2 separate regions of the Homo sapiens genome follow, and region 1 is linked to region 2. A link is a contact called in ENCODE Hi-C or POLR2A ChIA-PET data. All regions are on one chromosome and are shown on one strand. The core of a region is the stretch at or near the end of the contact, and the rest is flanking DNA. Distances in the headings are between cores, read along the strand shown.

What was found. Hi-C counts contacts between places; a loop is a spot of excess contacts on that map. ChIA-PET counts read pairs that join two places held with the same protein, here RNA polymerase II (POLR2A). Pooled maps may share reads with other maps.
Region 1: a loop to region 2 is called in a map of HepG2, with 6 times the contacts of the local background. The contact joins the promoter of UGT2A3 here to the enhancer-like site in region 2. A Hi-C loop is called at or near these places in 3 of 168 maps with a recorded cell type or tissue (Caco-2, HepG2 and PC-3) and 1 of 50 pooled maps. POLR2A ChIA-PET finds 5 or more read pairs at or near these places in 1 of 52 experiments (HepG2).

Annotation. Positions count from the first base shown.
Region 1 is chr4:68,950,438-68,953,137 of GRCh38, forward strand. UGT2A3 (UDP glucuronosyltransferase family 2 member A3) reads right to left here and starts at 1,367. Exons shown (of 6, transcript NM_024743.4): 1 at 609-1,367. The coding sequence starts at 1,323.
Region 2 is chr4:68,870,000-68,872,699 of GRCh38, forward strand. It overlaps the pseudogene LOC101930041. Among named protein-coding and RNA genes, the nearest start is that of UGT2B10, 55 kb to the left of the region's middle. Within about 2 kb of position 1,301, at least 2 of the 41 ENCODE cell types and tissues checked have a DNase peak (open chromatin) inside an H3K27ac peak, as active enhancers do.

The sequences.
Region 1 (2,700 bases), core at 117-2,616, 81 kb after region 2:
ATATGAAAATTGCAAAGCAAAACAACTTTTTATCAGTAAAGCAAGGAAATAAAAATAAGTCAAGTAGGTGTATATCAGTAAAGTAAAAATTCTACTATCTTATGCCCCACAAGACCGTAAGTCTTTTAACTTTTTATAATATTTTTTCAAGTTTTTGTGAAGTAATCACCTAAGAAATTAAAGAATTCTAGAAAATGTTCAATTTAATGACTCTTGAAAAATTAATTCAAAGAAGACCTTCTGAAGATTTTCTTAAATACATGATGAGAGAGAAAATAATGATTAGCATTTTATTTCAATAGAAATTCTATAAAATTCAGACTAACAATCAGTGATTCTCAAAAATATGTGATGTTGATTTGCGCTATTTGGAGGAAATACAAAATATAATCTCTTAGTTATTGATGATCATTTTTAAGTATATTACTGGTATTAAGAAAGTAGGTTATCTTACGCTTAGAACAAATACACTTTCTTTATGAAAAACAGCTACAACATTTTCTAAAAAAACTCATTGACCTGCATATATATGTCATAGACAATGTATGACAATTTTTAAAAATATTTCTTTTGATAACTAAATTAAAAATAAAACAAAAGTGTCTTACCTAATGCCTTACTATAAAACTCTTCCCAAAAATGATAGTCGTAATCCTGAATCCAGAAGTGGAACAAAACTGAAAGCATTGAATTTTTTACTCTTTCCAGAAAGGTCATTCTGTCTGTTAGTCCTGTCATAGGCACAGGTACATAGGAAAGTGGAGCTGGAAGTTTCCCACAGCTTCGCTCCATATTGCCTCCTACAGAAATTCTAAGTGTGAGCACAAAAGGGACTGCAAGCAACTCAGCCATCAGGTCTCCACAGGGAATCACAGGGTCTATAAGCATTACATCGTAGTTGGTTTCCTGTAGCTTCTTCATAAGCGTCTGATTGTAGATAAAGCTCTCACACATCATTTTTAAAGTTCCTCTTATTTCAACAAAAAAATCATTTAATTTTATAACTGATTGCCAGGTTGATAAGCCTGGCAAGACATTCAGAGCTAGGTCAACAAATATTTCATTTTCTTCTGTTCTGTCCTGTGGCATATGGACCACCTCAAATTTCAATGCAGAAGGCTTCCTGTAGTCAATTAACGAAGGCTTTGAGTGAGTCAATACTGTTACCTCATGGCCTCTCACTATGAGCTCTTCTAGAATGACCTTGACATTAAGCCAATGGCTCATGTCACAGGGCCACACCAGGACTTTCCCACAGAATCCACAGCCAACACAGAAGAGCTGCAGGAGCAGAAATACCAAAGCTGACTTGTCAGACCTCATGATGGCAGTTCCCTCACACACTGATCTGCAATGGTTTTGTAGTTACTAAGCAAGGAGTTGAAATGACAATATAAGCACAGAAGTTAAAAATTAATATTTTAAGAGTAAAGTTCACTGGTGGTTGCCAGTTTAACATGTACTGAAGGTATCAAAAAAATGCAATGTATCAGGGAAAAGTTGTTCCAACCCTCTAGAACTTAGAAATAAAATACATAAATATACTTTTATTACCTGGATTGATGATAAAGAAAAAAATTTTTCAAGTCTTTAGATTTAATAATTCATGTGCAGAAACATGCACACAATCACACTTACATTCATTCCACACTAAGTCCAAGGCATCAGATGGTTTAGGACAGCACATGTTTCACATCCCTTGCTCACAAGGACAATACAAAGGTTTACTGAGAATATACTTAGAGAGTTTGGGTAACTATTTTGACTAATTTTATATAATAAGTACAAAGTGTTCAGTATTTCAGAGGGGAAAATGCACAATTGCTTTAATATGAAATAATAAAAGCTTTAATAAGGCATTTGACTTAGGAGGTGAGATGAAAGCTTTGATAGGATTTACTGTTGCCAAAGGAAGCATTTCACAATCGATAGAAGCATACAAAAGTATAGGATATTTGAAAATCATTCCAGTGAGTAGTGGTCACAGAGAAAGTTCAGAGCAGGACGTTACAGAAGAAAGTTAGTTTGAAATTGGAGAACATAATTTTAAATAAAAAATTATGAGTTTGAATCATAATTTATAGGCAAATAATTATTTACTCAAGTTTTAAAGGATAGTCACAAGATCAACCTTTTCTTTAGCAAGAAACTCTTGCATCTCAACACAGAGTGGTATGTAAAGGTAAGAGTTTAAAACAGGGAAAACGATAAAAATTATATATTAGTTACTGAGACATGTCAACCTAATAGAATGAAACATAAATTGTTAATAGTTAAATGCAAGAAATTAATTTAAAATTTGAATTTACTGATAATATCTGAGATAGGAAAAAATGTGTAGGAGAAAAGACATGGTTGTGGTTTCTGTCTTAATAAGCAGAAGTTTGATAATGACATTAGGTAAAATATTATGCACAAAACTTAGAGCAGTTTTCAGAATCAATATCATCTAACTGGGTTATTTTTCCTGTAGTTACTGTTCAAATTTTCAACAACTGTATGTAGATGTGAACAAAAAATAAAATTTTAGGAATCCCCAACCATCTAAACGGACCCTTACTCTCAGCAAAGAGCATTTCAAAGTTAATCTCAAAAACTAGTTGAGGCAATGATGAGAAGTGGGGTGGTGGGATAGGATATGCCTCATTATACCCTCCCCCCTTTCTGAATTCAGGAAAAACTCACTAGCACTACCATCAA
Region 2 (2,700 bases), core at 51-2,550:
AGAATAAAAAGTTTTTTTGGGTGAGGTTTATAAAAACAGAAGGATGTGATTTTTGCTATTGAAAATGTAATTTTTTTTCTTTATGTTTTATTATACTTTAAGTTCTAGGGTACATGTGCACAATGTGCAGGCTCATTACGTAAGTATACATGTGCCATGCTGGCCCACTGCACCCATCAACCCATCATTTACATTAGGTATTTCTCCCAATACTATCCCTTCCCCCTCCCCCTACCCCACGACAGGCCCCAGTGTGTGATGTTCCCCACCCTGTGACCAAGTGTTCTCGAGGCTGAGTCAACTTAAAATTTATATATATACATATATATATATATATATGTATATATACACATATATATGTGTGTGTATATATATATGTGTATGTGTGTGTATATATGTGTATGTGTGTGTATATATATGATATATATGATATATATGATATATGATATATATGATATATATGATATATATGATATATGATATATATGATATATATGATATATATGATATATATGATATATATGATGTATATGATATATATGATGTATATATGATATATATATCATATATATATATGACCAGATGGATAAAGAGAAAAGTGAAAACTCAGGAAATAAGAAACTTTTGACTCTCAGGTGGCTACATGGTCTCCCATCTTCAAAAGCTGCAGCTGGGCTGCATTCAGTTACCAAAGGTAAAAGTTACCAGTGGAATTTAGAGATGGATGATAGACATACTCCCAGGGAGTTAGTTCAGTGAATGCATAACAAAATGGAAACTAATAAGAAAACTACAAAATGTTAATTCCCTTGGTTATTGCTATCTGTAATCGCTAAAATGAAAGTAAAAGAGTGCGGAGTTTTGCCTTAAGGCTTGACCAAATTTACATGTGGACTCTCAGCTCAGGCCACTAGCTTCAAAGCTAGACACACACACAGGCACACACACACACACACACACACACACACACACACACACACACATCTTAAGCCAGGGCAACAAAGTTACCTTTGAGACCTGTAGTTACCAAGAAGATAGCCAATGCACTTAAATAGAAAAAGAAGTTAACTATTAAACCCAGAGGGTATAATGTAAAGAAATTGCTCCTTTGTAGAATAATATAATCAGTTTCCTGAGAAACGTTTACTATAATGGACTGGAAAAATAGCTACTTTAAGGGCAATATTTTTTATTTTAAATGCTACAGAATGAAAAAGCAGGGGTTTATGCAGGTCCCACAGCTCACGATTAAGCAATCACTGAGGAGTATATGTGACCCAGCTTCACAAGCAGCCCAGTGGACTGAATAATTGCCACCATAAGGTTTGATTACCCTGAGAAATGGACTGCCCAACTCACCCTGTAAAATTCCAGGTGGAGTTCCCCAGATGAAGCACCTGATATGCTTCATATGCAAACCATATGGAACTGGCTTTATGATGACCAGAATATTATTCAATTAAATATACCTATTACCCTGGTCATAGTAAATGCTATGGTTTAGGGGGACCCTTCTACCTGGGCATCCCAGGTGACATTACTCCTGCAGAATCAAAGAGCTGTTTGAGAAGCCTTCCCAAATTTGCTGTCCCCCATGGATCTTACCGATGTTATTAAAACATTAGGGTAATTAAAAAATTGGGCAAGGTAAAAGGGAGTCAAAGGACTCATCTATCATGGTGGAAATCTTTAGATGATTATTAAGAAATAAAATAAAATAAAAATTGATAGGGTAAAAACAAAGGCTTTTACAATGCTATAAAAGTGGGGTGAACAAAAGGGAGCCCCTGCTGATCTTCAAACATTATAGGGACCTACACCAGTTTTTTTGTATTTGCCTTAGATTGGATTTTTTTTAAAGCAAAGTTTGTAATCTAATGGGAAAGCTGACATTGCCTGCGCAATGTTGAGGCAAGTTTAGATAAAAAATTGATAAAAGGGCTTGAGTCTCTTGGATCAACCCTCTTCTGGGAGGGTTAATTTTTTACCAGAAAGGTAAATTGGTTTGAAGATAAAGAAGAAAAGCTCCTGGGATCAGAGCATAAAATTGTAAATGTTGAGAGGATTATGAAATTTGAGATGTTTAAACAGGTTATATGTAAGGTGGTTGTGATTCCTTTACCTAAATGTTTTATGAAAATGGGTATTCTATCTGAATGGGGGAGATTTTCCTGATGTAGTTGTATAAAGTTGAAGGCATGTAAACCTGCTCTTTGAAAAATGCTATTTGGACAGCTAAGTGAGTACTAGCTAAAGTGCTGGTTGAGACAAATCCTTCACTTCATAGCCCTTTGTGGAAAGTTTATTTGGGCTTATGGCAAAAGCCTGTGAGCACTTTCAAATGACAATTACTGGGACTTTGGACTAGAGAATTTCCACTTGAGAAGTATTTACAGCTTTGCTATGGGATGTTAACTGAAACTACTTCTATGCTAGCAGAAATAATGGTGACTGAAAGAGTTCCATGATAAAATAAAAATGGTTTATACAGAATCTTGCTACCTGGGATGCAAGAAAGACATATTTATGAACAGGGAGCCTCTTTTTCTCCTTAGGATGGACTCTGACTATGCGAGGAGCTGTTATATTCTACAGTGCTTAATAAAAAGCTCTCATATTACAAGAGCTGCTTATCTTGTGAATGGCAGTTCAAAGGTGAATACATGCCTTCTTGTTTGGAAAGCTGCTGCTCCAGTTAAA